Regions from separate parts of the Mus musculus genome. Here region 1 is linked to region 2. Evidence: chromatin loops called from intact Hi-C (ENCODE). Cell type or tissue: heart. All regions are shown on one strand.

Region 1 (8,000 bases), 54 kb after region 2:
CGCCTACTCTCAGCGCTGGCGCGCGTGCACTGGCTGATACCCTAAAGTGTCTCCGCCTTCGTCCTTTCTCCGTAGCAGCGATGGCCGAGTGGTTAAGGCGTTGGACTTGAAATCCAATGGGGTCTCCCCGCGCAGGTTCGAACCCTGCTCGCTGCGGAAGCGGGTGCTTCACTTTTTTTTTTTTTTTTTTTTTTCATACAACATTACTACTTCAATTCTTAATGTACCCGCCGCTTGTCCTGTATCTGCCAGATAAAAATCTACGGAATGGTTTAAGGTACCAAAGAACATTAAATGTCAGTGCTGTGAGCTCCCCTACTCATAACGTGGGAAGAAATCTTCTCCCCTAAAAGCAGCTTTAAAAATCTTGATGTTAACACGAAGGCCAGGCTCGAAAGATAGAAATATGAACGCTGAAACTTCTAGCGTAAAGTCCTGGGCTTTCCCAGGATGGCAAGCTATCGTCCAAACTAAGGGCATCTTTTCCCTCCTCCGAAAAACTCCAAAGTGCTGTGAGCCGGGAAGCTTTTCTAAAATAACTCTACTTAGAATGTACGCTAAAGTCCACATAATGGAACGCCTTTTGACGCAGGTCTCACTGTATCCATTTGCCTAGTTAAATCCTATATTCCTGGGCTCCAGTCATCTGCCCAGAGCACTGAGATCCCAGAGAAGCCAGCGGTACCCAGACACCGGCGGCTTGAAAGGATGCTAGTGGTGTAGTTGCGTTGCCAAGTGCAAAACTTATCATCACGGGTCGGAAACGCTCCCTGGTGTTGTGTAGCTCTTTCTCCTAACGGCAGGAGAGAGGTTTGAGAAGCAGGAAGCAAGGGAAAATCACAAAGCCCAGGAGGCTGAGAGAGCAACAGTTGGAGGGGAGAGGATTCTGGTGGAGCTGTCTGCAAGTTGAGCAGGGAGCCCCTCAGGAGAGACCCTGACCTGTAGAGGAAATGTCGAGAAAGAGAAAGCAATGAGTGAATGGAGGCTGAAGAGAAACACGCTAAACCACTCGCAGACGTTATTATCTCCAACTGTTAAGATATGAGGACGGTTTGATTGTTTTAATAGATTTTGCTTGACTGAGATTCTAGAATGTAATATCGCTTCAGTATGACGTTTTAAATAAGAAAACTATGAGGGTCACCTTAGGGACCGTGCACACCCAAGGCTCCTTCCTGTTCACCACTCAAATGACAGGAAATTTGGTTTTTTTTTTTTTTTGAGACAGGGTTTTTCTGTGTAACCCTGGCTATCCTGGAACTCACTCTGTAGGCTTCGAACTCAGAAATCCACCTGCCTCTACCTCCCAAGTGCTGGGATTAAAGGCATGCGCCACCACTGCCCGGCACTATCTATTTTTCTAAGATATATTTATTTTATTTATATGAGTACGCTGTAGCTGTCTTCAGACACACCAGAAGAGGGCATCAGATCCCATTACAGATGGTTTTGAGCCACCATGTGGTTGCTGGGAATTGAACTCAGGACCTATGGAAGAGCAGTCAGTGCTCTTAACTGCTGAGCCGTCTCTCCAGCCCATAGCTATCTATTTTGAGATTGAATTTTGCTATGCAGCTCTGGCTGCCTAAAAGTCTCTATGCAGAACACGCTAGCCTCAAACTCACGGAAATCCACCTGCCTTTTCCCCCAAGTACTGGGATTAAAAGGTCTGTGCCACCATGATCAACTTTTTTTTTAAATTTCATGTATACATGTATATATAGGAGTGTGTGTGTGTGTGTGTGTGTGTGTGTGTGCGTGTGCACATATACCTCGTGTATTTAAAAGGTTATGTGCTGCTCAGACTCCATTTCCCTACTTGTGATGCTATGGTCAACCTATCACAACTGGTGGATCCTGAGAGAGGAGGGGAGGCCAGAACAGCTGGGAGTGATTTTAGGTTCGGGGTGGAAGCCGAGAAAACTCACTTCAGATACAGAAGCTTAAAAAGGAAATTTTATTTTCTGAGCACTTAGGAATTGCAACAGCAATTCAGGATCTGAACTGAGTTCCTGAAGGGAGATTGTACAACAGTTTTATAGGATGGGAACACAAAGTGAGGGGGGAGGAGCTGGAGAGAGCTGCAGTGGTATCTTGTGTCTTGACATTATGGGTTAAGCAAAGGAGTACCCACTGGAGACTTGTTTGACCCTGCTCGTAAGGTCCTTGAGATGGCTGGACACAGACAGCTGACTCCTTACACATTGTCCCTGAGATATCTGGGCTCAAACAGCTGTTTACAACAGAAGCTCTTGAGCTCTAGGGAAGTCCCCAGCTCCCCCGGGGCCTGGGACCTTGAATGTAGTTTCTCCCTCTGATTAAACGGGGTCTGAAAAGACAATAATAGTACTTAAAATAAGTTTCTTTTGCTTGATCCCAACAGCTAAACCGCAGGCGGCAGTGAGCATGGCGACCCAGTGAGACGGCTCAGTTTCCTCAGGGAACGAAAGATATTTAAACCTTTGAGGGGTGAACAGGGGTCATGGGTGAGAGTACATCATTGGCCAGGCAGGGCTAGGATGCTAGGAATGCCTCATTTGCGTAAGGAGGAATTGCAGATGCTATTGGACACAACCTTATAAGGGGAGAGGAAGTTTAACCTGGCTACTGGCTACATGACCTCTGGAACAGGGGAGGGGCAAAAGTTGGGGCACAGGGCTATGTGCACCACGACTTGCAGGCCCGGGGCAGGAGTCAACAATTCTAACCCTCTGATCTCAGGATGAGATTTTCCAGTGTAAGGGTCCGTGGTTCACTGAAGAATAATATCCCTGACTCAAATAGTATGTAAAAACAAAGTGTGTTTTATTCTGCAGAAGTCCACCATGCTAGGGTTTACCATTACCAAGATAGAGATACCCAAGTGAGCTTGCAGGCCTGATTTAAAGCACACTAGGGAATTCCGGGGTAGGTGACTTCTATGTTAATCCATTGGGTCCATCTCTACGGACATTCCATTACCAGGATGTGGGGGTCTGGAAACTTGCTGAGGAGGTCTGGAAACTGCCGCTGACCCATTGTCCTTGCCTCAGGTCAGGTGGCAGAGACATTCCATTACCTGGGCGTGAAAGCTGGAGTTTTATATTCATACCCTTCCCAAACAACACACTCTTGCAAAACATTGCATGCCCTTTATCCTGGCAGCTTCAAGAAAAACACCACATGTCTGTTCTCAGCAAAACAGCCTCCCTAACCCCTACCCATCTTCTCAGAGAGCAACTTCCAGAAAAATATCACATGACACAATTGAGTCTCTTAAATAAATAAATAAGTAAATAAATAAATAAATAATAAATTTCCACTTCAAGGCAAGCACATACAGACCTGTAGCTCACTAACTTTGCCTCCCTAACAGCAGTTCCCTGGTCTCGTGTCACTTGGATGGCGCCTCCCTCTTCAGTAAGCAAGGGAGAATTTCCTAGAAAACACTAACAAGTGGAGGCTGTAATTCAGTGCACACCTAGTGTAGCCGCTGGTGGCCACGGGTTACTGAGTTCCGGAAAGGAAAGATGGGGTTGGGTAGAGGCTGCAAGAGAAATATCGAGCCAAGACAAAGTTCTCCAATCAAGACCCAGTGTTTACTTATGAGTCTGAGCTGGTGGCTACAGTGTATAGCTGGGACTACAGACACTGCACCCAGCTAGAAATCTTAATTTATAGCAAGGCAAACTAGAAACCCTTTTTGTTAAGTGATTTGCTTAGTGAATAAATGACAATAGGTCTCCATTAGAGATGGTTCTCTCTCATCTCACCCTGCCACGAGGGGTCCCTTCCTGGAAGACACCGGGTGTAATTTTCAGTTTTTCTTTCAGTGTATTTTATATTTATTTCTAAAATATTATATCTTTATGTATTTTGCCTGCATTTATGTCTGTGCACCACATGCATACAAGTATCCACAGAGACCAGAAGAGGACATCAGATCCTTTTGAAGTAGAGTTCCAGGTGGCTGTTAGCCATCATGTGGGTGTTGAGAACTGAACCTGGGTCCTCTGGAAGAGCAGCAAACACTCTCTGGCCTCTACAACCGTCATGTTTTGTTTTGTTTATAGGTTGTTTTGTTGTTGTTGTATTCTAGTTTTATTATATAGTTCTGGCTGTCCTGGGAATAAATTTGTAAACCAGGCTGGCCCCAAACTCACAGAGATCCACCTGAGTGCTGAGATTAAAGGTGTGTGACACTACCCCACACACATCTCTATGCACACCTGAGAACATACACAAGTGTCAGCGTACCAGTTGTTTTGAACTTAGCTTTCCTCCTTTAGACATCCCGTCTTTCTATTCCAAGAGCTTGTTCCTTAGAAGTGGCTCGGCTCACGCAAATGCCGATAGAGCTCGCTGAGTCAGAATGGACAGAACATAATTTATTCAACCAAGTCCTTGTTGATGACCGTGAAAGCGGATTCCGGTGTTTTGATTTTAAAACAAACAAAAATAATGCGGCGGGGTGCGCAGGGGAACTCAAAGAAATTGTGACATTTATACAGTTAAACATGACATTTTCTAATTTTATTAACAATTCAATATGTCCCGGCAACATTATCTGTGACCACAGCCTCTGCCCATCCAAATGCCACCCTGGGTGTAGTAGTGGCTGCCTCTGGCTCAGGAATGGAATGCAAAAGGAATAAGTAAGGGAGAAAACTGATTCCTGGAAGTTGTGCTCTAAGTGTAGCATTCATGTGGACACACACGCACACATGCACACACACATAAATATGGAAATGTAATTTTAAATTTTTTAGAAAGAAACCCATTGTGGTGGTTTGAATGAGCAATGTCCCCACAGGCTCGGGTATCCAAACACTTAGTTCCCAGTTGGCAGTGCTGTTTGGTGAAGTTTAGGACATGGGGTCTTGATGGAAGAAGGACAACCCTGTGAGTTTTGTCATGTTTCCTCACCACAGTAGACTCCTTTTTTTTTTAAGGATTTATTTATTTATTATGTATACAGTGTTCTTCCTGTATGTATGCCTGCAAGCCAGAAGAGGGCACCAGATCCCACTACAAAGGTCTGTGAGCCACCATGTGGTTGCTGGAAATTGAACTCAGAACAGCCAGTGCTCTTAACCTCTGAGCCATTTCCCCAGCCCCACAGTAGACTCTCATCCCTCCAGATAAACAGAAATAAATTCTTTCTCCCATAAATTGCCTTTGGTCATAGCATCTCACCATAGCAACAAGAAAAGAGCTACTAACCAGTTATTTTGTATGCCAACAACAACAACAAAAAAAAGATATATTTAGAAAAAAGTACATCACACATTTTGAGAAGGAAAGAAAAGTGAGCAGGAAGGAGAGAGAGATGAAGGGAAGTGATGGCTCAGTGGTTAAGAGCACTGACTGTTCTTCCAGAGGTCATGAGTTCAAATCCCAGCAACCACATGGTGGCTCACAACCATCCTAATGGGATCTGATGCCCTTTTCTGGAGTGTTTGAAGACAGCTACAGGGTACTCACATACAAAAAAGAAAGAAAAGAAAAGAAACAAGATTAGACAAAGCAAGAGGAAGGAAAGAAAGGAGATTCAAGGAAGCGGCAGAAATGGGGCTAGGAAGCGAGTCAGCTGGAAACGGTTCCTGTCGGGTTGGTCTGGTGCTGCTTGTTTTCAGATGCTGAATTCTGTACCTCTATCTGCTTGCTCTGAGATGAGCAGATCCTCCGGACACAGGCTACTGCTATCTAAACCTTGTTGCCCAAGTTATCCCTGATTGGTTAATTAAGATGCCTACAGCCTGGGCTGAGTAAAAGAGATGGTGGTGGAGGGAGGTTCCTGGGCTTTGGGTTGGGGAGAGACCAGGGAGCAGAGGAAGGGGAAAAGAAAGGAGTGGTCATAGGGTTAGGTAGATCAGGAGGGCTGGCCTGTTGGATAAGAGCAACCCAGGCAGAACGTGGCAAATGATATCTCCGGTTATTTACTACGAAGTAGACAAGGTAGCATAGAGGGCTGATATCTGCCCAGTTCTAAAGTTTTGAGGCGTGTGTGTGTGTGTGTGTGTGTGTGTGTGTGTGCACTCTCTCTCTCTCTCTCTCTCTCTCTCTCTCTCTCTCGTGATTTTTACTTGGGAACTAAACAATCTAAGGTGGGGTAGAAACCCCCAAATAATATTTTCCACAGCAGGTTTTTTCTGAACTCATTCTCTAAAAGCATGCCTGGGAATACCATGACCAGTGGGAAAGGGCGATCGGCGTGCAACAACTTTTTATACACTAGTGACACTAGTGACATAGCAGTAAACAGAGTCCGCAAAACAGACACATCACCAGTCACAAGAGTCCACTCCTGTGATACCAGCCATAAGAAAAACAGGGCCAAACGATTTCGATGAGTTTGAAGCCAACCAGGGCTACAGAACCGGACCAGCTCTCAGAAAACCAGACTTACAGTTCTTACTGTGGGGAAGGAAAAGGCACAGTGAAAACTTGTCCAGCAGTTGTTTAGAGGTTCGTCTGCTGCAGAAATAGTCTCCCCCTTCACCCCATTGTTTCACACACTAAGGTGTGTATGTAGACGCCCACCCTCATCCTACCTTGGGCCACAGATAACAACTGGCTCAGACTGCTGAACACACACACACACACACACACACACACACCTCTGAACAGAAGAGTTCTTTCCTCTCCCAAACAGCAATGACGTGAGCGTGGACCCAAGCAATCTGCAGAATCATTAGAGATTGCTTCAGATTCTTCGTGGCCCTAGGCTTTATTCATGAAATGCCTGTTGTGGACAAGATCCTCAGTGGACCCCGCAGCAGAGATAGAAAGGCAGCTCAGCAACCTTCCCATCTGGACATTTTGCAGTTTCGCAGATGAGACCAAAGGCTTTCTGGGCAGACCCTTCTGCTACTGGTAGTCCAATGCCACCATCTTGTGGCTATTGGAGGAAAGATGACCTGAAATTTTATTTGGGGGGCTCTGTGTGTATTTTGTAGTGAAAAAACTCTCTCTCTCTTTCTCTCTCTTTCTCTCTCTCTCTCTCTCTCTCTCTCTCTCTCTCTCTCTCTCTCTCTCTCTCTCTCTCTCTCTCTCGTCTTGGCTGGAACTAGAGAGATGACTCAGCAGTTAAGACCACTGGCTGCTCTTCCAGAGAACCCAGGGTTCAACTCACACCATAAGCATGACAGCAATCATTTGTTAACTCCAGTTCCAGGGGATCTGATGCCCTCTTCTGGTGAGCACCGGCACTGCATGACTGCTGTGCAGACAACACTTACAAGACACATAAAAGGTGTGTGGTGCACACCTTTAGTCCCAGCACTTAGGAGGCAGGGGAAAGAGGATCTCTTGAGTTCAAGGTCAACCTAGTCTACAGAGTGAATTCCAGGACAGCCAGAGGTACCAGGAGGAACCCTGTCTTGAAAAAAAATAGTAATAAAATAAATGTTTAAATACTTTTTTAAAATCATCTTGGTGCTGGAGAGTTGGCTCAGTGGTTAAGAGAACTCATTACTCTTGCAGAGAACCTGGGTTCCATTCCCAGCTCTCACACAGTGGCTCACAACCATTTGTAACTCCAATCCCAGAAGATCGCAGTCCCTCTTCTGACCTCCAGGGGCACCAGGCGTGCACAGAGTGCACATACGTATGCGCAGGCAAAACACTCATACACATAAAATTGTTTTTAAAAACTAAATCATCTTGCTGTGCGTGGCGGTGCACACCTTTAGTCCCAGCACTCGTGAAGCCAGGTGGATCTCTTTGAGTTCAAGACCACCCTGGTCTACAGTGTGAGTTCCAGGACAGCCAGGGCTACACAGAGGATCCCTGTCTTTAAAAAAAAAAAAAAAAAAAAAAAAAAAAAAAAAAAATTAAATAACCTTGTACAGAAATGTTCAGACCTCCTGCCTCTGCGCCCAACGTCCGCGTCGCCGATCTGCGCCGCCGTCATGGCCGACGTGGAGGACGGCGAGGAACCCTGCGTCCTTTCTTCGCACTCCAGCTCAGGCTCCAAGTCGGGAGGCAACAAGATGTTCTCCCTCAAGAAGTGGAACGCG
Region 2 (8,000 bases):
TACATAGGTCGGGGTTAGCATAGTATGAGCAACTCCCTGAGGCCAGTATTGTCAAGGCCGCAGATGTTTTGTGACTATTCAAAGATCAAAATACACTAGGAAGTTTATCTTTAAATTCCTTCCTCTTACCCAAAAACTTTGTTCTGGTTAGTTTGGGCCTGAATGGATTTGAAATTCAAGTTAAATTTACATTGAAATATTAACTATTTGGGGGTTGATGGATCACGCTTTGAGCACAAGCACTTGGAAGGCAGAGGTTGTTCTGGAACTCACAGATGTAGAGGGAGGTGTCAATTCTCTAATTGGCTCTTCATTATGTCAATACAGATCGGAACTAGTCTATATTACTATAGTTAAGACTGAAAGGGCAGCCAGATGGTGGTGGCACACACCTTTGATTCTGGCACTCAGGAGGCAAAGCCGGGTGGATCTCTGTGAGTTCAAGAGCAGCCTGCTACATATGCAGCTAGAGACACAAGCTCTGGGGGGGGGGGGGGGGTACTACTGGTTAGTTCATATTGTTGATCCTCCTATAGGGTTGCAGATCCCTTTAGCTCCTTGGGTACTTTCTCTAGCTCCTACATTGGGGGCCCTGTGCCAGACACTGGCATAGCCTCACAAGAGATAGCTCTATCTGGGTCCTGTCAGCAAAATCTTATCAATGGAAGAGAGAGAGGCCCTTGGTCTTGCGAAGATTATATGCCCCAGTACAGGGGAATGCCAGGGCCAGGAAGCGGGAGTGGGTGGGTTGAGGAGCAGGGCAGGGGGAGGGTATAGGGGACTTTCAGAGAGGAAACTAGGAAAGGGGATAGCATTTGAAACGTAAATGAAGAAAATATCTAATAAAAAATTAACATTAAAAAAAGAATATATATGTGAGCAAAAAAAAGAAAAAGAAAAAAGAAAACACATTAGATGATGTGATAGTGGGTCTGGTATTTACAACTAATTTCTAAGGCTTTGAATGATTGAAGGGCAGATGATTCACGTTTCTAACAACATCAACTTGTTAGTCTTCTGTTTCACAGTGAATGTTTCTCGACCCTGGTAAACCCTTATAGTGTATGTGTTTAAAAAAAAAAAAAAAAAAAAAAGAGCAGCCTGGTCTACAGAGTGAGTTCCTGGACACCTACGGCGACACAGAAAAAAACCCTGTCTAGAAAAAAATAAAAAGAATGAAATAGCCTTTAATCTCAGCACTCAGGGAGACAGGGCAAGTGCATCTTTAATCTCAGCACTTGGGAGGCAGAGGCAGGGGCAGCTCTGTGATTTCACAGCCACCCAGGTCTAGAGAGTGAGACCCTGTCTCAAAAACAAGAAAGAGAGTAAAAAAGAAGAAAAGCCCCTAGCCATATTACAACAACCCATTAGACAAAACACAAGAACCTTATATTCACAGATATGTGTAAAATCACTAAATATGTCTTATTTTCAACAGTGATTTGTTCAGAGCTGTTCTGCTAAGTAAATGCTTAACTATATTTGGGCAACTCAGTTTTTCCCCAAACACCAAGCCTCTCCAATCTGCTTCTGAATTGAGGAACAAGACTTTTCTCCCTGCTCCTAGAAAACCTGAGGACACATTTATAAATTAGCTGGTGATTCGAAAGGGCAGGTCTGCTCCACTTTTATTCCCACCAAAACATAAATGATGTCTAATGACCACTTCATCTTCACAATCCATTTTCTCACTCAAGACTGCCCCAAGGGCAAGGGGGCAGCAGGTTTGCATGAAATTCCTCCATAAGACTTCTGTGCATAATAAATTCTCTCTCTCTTTCTCTGTCTCTCTGCTCTCTGTCTCTCTGTCTCTCTCTCTCTCTCTCTCTCTCTCTCTCTCTCTCTCTCTCTCTCTCTCTCCTCTGTCAAGATGTAGGACACAAGTGCCACACAGCCGTGGTTGGGAAACCCCTCTTTTTCCGTTCAGTCTTGTTCTTGGCACTTTGTTTCTTTTCTCTTTCATGCCACATTTAATTTAGCTTATCTTGAATTTTGTATAGCCTTGGGAGCACCTTAAGTCCTCCCTACAACAGGTGAGGAATAGATAAGCTGTCTTTCTATACATCCACAAAAACAGTCATTTTCCCACTTGCCCTCGATAAAGCCTTAAAATTTTAACTCCATATCAATATACAAGTTATCCAGACCCATGAGTTCCTTCTGGCTGTGTCAGTTCTCTCTCCACACAGACTTCAGGCTGCACCCAAGTGACAGTAGGAAAACATTCACGCACGACTTAAGTTCAGAGGCTGATAATAGGAACCAAATTGCTTGCACAAATAAACTGCTCACTGCCCAAGTTTTATATTAAAACAATGTGAAGTCCCTGGTGCCTCGTTTACAGCTATTCAAATAGTGAAGACTCTGTCACCCTGGAAGAGTTTGTAAGAGCTCTGGGTAAGACTGCTATAGCTGGGGTATTGGCACATGAGAACTGTGTTCATGCTGTTTTTAATATCACTCTCAAACACTCCAAACAGCAGAATTGAGCTTCTGTTCAACTGAGTCAGCCTGAGTTGTTACACAAGAGAGGAAAAAAAAAAAAACTGTGTTTGAACATTGTATTTCTATCTAACTCTGAAATGCCAGCTGATCCACTCTGAACGGTAGACTTTTAAAATCTGAGCATTCATAAGTCTAGACTTCAGTGTAACTAAAAGGAGACTTCCTCACAAAAGTCATAAATGCACAATACAGTTTCTAGTCATCCCATCTTAGAGAAATCATGTCCCTTCGTTTCCCGCAAAGTTATCTAACCAGATGACAAATAATCTGCCCATACTGGGGTTTGCCTTATGACAAAGTCTGATTTTAAAAAGTTGACCCTGGACTCACCTATGGCAGGACCCAGTTTGGCCCACACAGAGATGCTGAGCCACTGCCTAAGCAACTCCTTGTGTTTAGAAAGCCGGTGCCACGGTTGTGGCTCACAATTTGGCTTATGAGGACTCTGTGAGCAAACAGCCTGACAAGCACCCTAGTGTATTTCAGGATGACTGACAGGGCACGGTGGCTCAAACTGGAAGGGGGATGGGTGCTCTTAAAGCAACAAGCCAGCCAAGACAAAAACCACACATTAGACTTTAGTCCTCAAAGGTGCAGTGGGAAGTCATCCGTGGTCAGCCTGAACACAACTTTCATGCACCCTGTACACCCAAGTCACCCAAAATCCAAAATGGGACGTACACAAGTAGAAATAAAGAGTTTACAGCAGGCTTTATACTTCCTGAAGCTATTAAGCCTATAAGCTTGATACTTAAGAATATTCCAATTCCGTTTTACAGAAATTAAATCGTGGTACCCGGGGGGGGGGGGGGATCTCGCCATTAAGTATGTGTGAAGAAATCTTACAACAGCAATGTAAAAATAGCTGATCAAAGTAACTTAAACCAGGCATGGTGGCACAGGCCTTTAAACCCAGCACTCAGGAGGCAGAGGCAGGAGAACCTTGGTGAGTTTAAGGCTACCTTGGTATACATAGTGAGTTTCAGGCCAGCCGAGGCAATAAATTGAGACCTGTATTCAATTAAATAAAGTGATTTAATGGAGCCAGAGAAATGGCTGACTGACTGAGAGCACTGGCTTCTCTCCTAGAAGCCCTAGGTTCAACGTCCAGCATCCGTATGTCAGCCCACAACCATCTGTAACTCTAGCCTCAGGGGATCAAATGTCCTCTTTTGGCTTCCATGGGCTCTAGCACGCACATGATGCTCAGACATACATGTGGAAAAAAACACTGTATGCATAAGTGATTTTCAAATGTTAATTAATTTAATTATCAATTAAGTAATTTAAGTAATCAAAATTGTTCCTAGAGATAGTGGCGAGGCATGCATGTATTTCTTCTTACTGTATACTTTCCCTACCATCAACTTTCCTGGTTAAAAGGTAGAACAAAATACTAGGAAATTCTAACTATGGTTATTTGTATACCAGTTTCTCTTAGGGATACAGTTAATTCATTAGCTTAATTCTTCACATTTGGAATTTTTTTATATTATTTTGCAATACTTTCTACTTTTCAATTCTTCAATGATTAATTCACTTAGTTTAAGTCACTCGTTATTTTAAATGCAATCCCTCACGTTGCCAGTTGAGGGTGTCATTACATTCTAAATATTGTCAACATCACACTGAATGATAGTTATTCTCATACTGCAGTAGGACCTGCAACAAAACACCTCCACTTTCCTTAGAAAACTTACTTAGAAATATCCCAGTTTGTCTGGCCTGTATCAATTTGATTTGTAGTCTGTTTAACTTACACTTTCTAACTCCCAGGCTTAATTATTGGTAATTACCCCTTATCTATGAGGAACTACAGGTTAATTATAGTAAAGACAGTTACCGTTATGATAGTATAATCGTGTGTCTCTTGAGCGCACAGTGCCGGGACTAACAAATTTCCCATGCGACCTCCAAAGCCCTCATTTTACAACTAAACGCTCTGGATCCGGATAAACTCCTTTTGCCCGATTCACTCTAAAAGTGCCAACCTGGCCAGGCTGTGGTGACACATGCCTTTAATCCCAAGCACTTGGGAGGCAGAGAAAGGTGGATCCCTGTGAGTTCAATGCCAGCCTAGTCCACAGAGTGAGTTCTAGGTCAGCCAGGGCTACACAGAGAAACCTTGTTTCAAAAAATGAAACAAAACAAAATGGATAAAGTGCTTGCTTAGCAAGTGTAGGGAACACCATTTGGATCCCAAGTAAATGTCTGAGCATAGTGACCCACATGTAGCTCCACTTCAGGGAAGGGGCATAGGGGGGGGGGCGGTCACTGGGATTAGCTGGCTAGCTAGAGTAGACATAAAAGTGAACTCTGGGTTCAATTGAGAGGTCCTGCCTCACTGAGTTGGGTAGACAGCCATTGAAAAACATATCTGATGACAACCTCAGGTTTCCATGCACCTCCACACCAATGCATGTGAACACACACACACACTTTCTCAAATCTCAAGACAGGATTTTTTTTTTTTTTTTTTTTTTTTTTTTTTACTTGTATAGCAACAACTAACAGCTAGGCGAAAATCATATTGTCTGTTTGGAAACCAAATGTACATGCTATTGATTCTCTTTCAAAGTTTTATGGCCCTAATTTTCTAAACTGCCATGTTCTCGGTGGTATAAAACAGATGCTTAAAATTGTTTTTCAAATCACTCATCCGAAAGAAAACTGAAACGTCAATACCGTCCATGATAAGCTTGCCCCTTCTGCCAATCAGCCACATAAGCCCAGCATACAGCAGCCAACCTGTTTCTGCTTTCAGCTAATCACTTAGTTCTGTTTTAGTTTCCAACAAGTTTGCTTCCCTAACACAGGGTCTCCTAAGCCCTGGTCCACCTGGCAGATTTGGTTTCCCCAGGAGCCTTGAAACCTTATGTCTAAAGATCCTTTTAATTTTGGTTCTACCTAAAATGGCTTAAAATTTTTTTTAAAAAATTAATGATAATACTTAGGAGAGAAAGAAGGCTGATAGATATATATTACTTATCTAGGACACTCCTTTGTACTTTCAGCAATGAAAAAAAAAAATGCCTTCATAGATTTGACTTTTCAATACTTCATACGCTTAAGTTATTGCAGCAGTCACATGAGAGGTTAACACGCCAGCAGTGAACAAATCTAGAAGCCTCACTGATCTGGCGTGATTCAGATAGTGTCAGTGAGTGGCTCATACGTAAGTGGGATCCCACGGGCATCTACAGATGCAGAGTCCGGGGACTAAGAGGAGATGAAGTGTGACAAGTGTCCTTCTGTGTTCCCTGCTAGTCCGTGAGACTACACGTGCTTTCCAAGAGAAATCACAGAGGAAGAGTCTGAGGTGGTGGTGGGAGCCTGTGATTCCTGCGCTTGAGAGGTAGAGCCATTGAGAGTCCGGAGTTCAAGGTCATCCTAGGCTACAGATGGAGTTTGAAGCCAGCCTGGGCTACCTGAGGTCGGAAACGAGCGAGTTTAACAAGGATGGACATGATTAGGGGATATGTTACCTGTGTGCATTGTGTCACAACGAACAATGTTATTTTGTACAATTACTATAAGCTAAAACAAGGGGGGTGGGGCTTTTAATGAAAAGAACTGCTTGCCTTCAAGGTGCACATTCCATGGCTTTCTCCACACTGGCTACCATTTACCTGCTTCTCTTGAATTGTGATGTGAGACCTGAGAAGCTGCTATAAAGAGGAGTCGCTCATCGGATTACACCGCAAATATAAAGGGATGCTGAGGACTGTCCTGAGGGCCCTCTGGCCCATCTTTCTTCTACGAAAAGGCTCCTCTCTTGGCAGAACTCCATCCATTCAAACCACATCTGAAGAGAGTAACAAGTGTATATTACTCTGATTTCAAAACGGGCAGTCCTTGAGGTCACATGTTTTTATTTAGCAGGTTGCATCTGTTTCTCCCAGGAACGTCATACCGCATTTGTGCTAAGTTATAATAAGAAAACAAAGAAATTCAGTCCTAAAATAGATGCACTTCAGAACTGCTCCAAAAGTTGTAACAAATGCTTCACAAAGGAAATGACAGACACTCTAATGAAAATTAATAAGTATGTATCTTTTAAGCCTGGGTATGGGAGGGTTAAGGGACAGAGTACTGAGCTCAGAGCAGAATGGCAGTAAGTTAAAAAATAGAAACTTCTGTATCTTGTTCCCACATGAGACGTATGGAGTGGTGCCAACCTTGCTTCATTCCAGAGCAGAGAGCCTCCCCGTTGCTGAGCTATATTAGAGAGAGGAGAAGGAAATCCTGTCTCCCACACTCTGTTACCAAAGATAATGACAGAGAACTGGTGATGGATGGCACCACCAAGTAGCCATGTTTATTTTACGTATTTTATTTAGAGAGTCTATGTCTTCATTAACTCTCTAAAATGCCCGAGTTTACGTAATACAGAAGAAATGCATGCACAAGAGCCAAGAAAACCAGTTCTGGGAGAACCTCAGTGTCTCTGGCTGGAGCTACAGCTCGGTGGTAGAGCACTTGCCTAACACACAAGGCCCTCTGGCCACAGCTTTCCAGGCCCTGCTTCCGATGTTTCCTGTAGAGGAGAGGGCCGCCTCTGCGCTTTGGGCCGCCTCTGCTGCTTTGGTTGTGAGGCTGCCCTTAGATCTCTGAGCCATTCCCCAGCGCTGTATACAATTTTCTGGAAAGTTCCCTTGGCTTTCCACTCTGTTTTTTTTTTAATATATATTTGTTTATTGGTGTGTGTGTGTGTGTGTGTGTGTGTGTGTGTGTGTGTGCACGCGTGCTCGCGCACATGTGTGAAGATCAGAGAACAACTTGCAAGAGTCATTTCTCTCCTTCCACCTTAAGGACTTAGGGGATCAAATTCAGGTCACCTTAATTCACTGGCCCCTTCCTGGCCTCATAGATGCTTATACTTGCCAGACATTAATTTTTACTAATCTAGTAGACAGTCCACATATTAAATACCATGTCCATTTTTGTTTTAATTTGTTCTTACCCAATAACTGGCAAAAACAAGCTAATAATTTCTGCATTTATTGATTGGTCATTCTAGTTTTCACTTATTGAGTCTTTTAGATTCTTCCCTGTTTGATTTTTTTCCTTGCTAACTAAGAAGAGTTCTTTATATTTTTTGAGATATGGTCTTTTTCTAGGTAGCCCTAGCTGGCCTGGTGCCGAGGTCCTGCCTCAGGGTGAGGAGGGTCCTGAGAGAGGCGAGAATGGGAACGACTCTGATCCAATAATGACTCGGAGTCAGTAGTAGATGTAAGCTGCTAGTTCAGGTGCTCTCTCTGTTCCCTGAAGATTCTCCGTATTCTTTATCCTTATCTTAGTAGCTTAATAACCAGAAAGAGCCTGAGCCCAGTCTTTTAATTACTAAAGCTATATCATCCAGGCTTTGATCTCTGTTAATAATCATCAAAATTTCTTAGATTTACATAAATTTCATAAATCTCAGATCAATAGTTCCAACCCCCGTTTCCTTAGAGCAGAACCTAAAGTCAAAGCAAACGCACATTTCCTTATAG

Evidence for each region. Hi-C counts contacts between places; a loop is a spot of excess contacts. Peaks named below come from ENCODE experiments on the same cell type or tissue, not always from the same donor. Only the 100,000 strongest peaks of a DNase experiment are listed, where the experiment ranks them.
Region 1: a loop joins it to region 2, with 9 times the contacts of the local background. A loop is called at or near these places in 14 of 42 quality-filtered maps.

The regions. Positions count from the first base shown.
Region 1 is chr10:63,421,632-63,429,631 of GRCm38, reverse strand. It overlaps n-TStga3 (a tRNA gene), which reads left to right and starts at 75; the gene lies at 75-156. It also overlaps the pseudogene Gm7075. In heart, CTCF peaks have their summits at 1,417 (motif pointing right), 4,994 (motif pointing right), 6,891 (motif pointing left) and 7,183 (motif pointing left); DNase peaks (open chromatin) are centred at 31 and 721; H3K4me3 peaks cover 1,176 bases; H3K27ac peaks cover 1,025 bases.
Region 2 is chr10:63,475,255-63,483,254 of GRCm38, reverse strand. All of the region lies in intron 1 of Ctnna3 (catenin (cadherin associated protein), alpha 3), which reads right to left. Among named protein-coding and RNA genes, the nearest start is that of Ctnna3, 22 kb to the right of the region's middle. In heart, a CTCF peak has its summit at 4,081 (motif pointing right); DNase peaks (open chromatin) are centred at 3,014, 6,694 and 6,994; H3K4me3 peaks cover 384 bases; H3K27ac peaks cover 1,233 bases.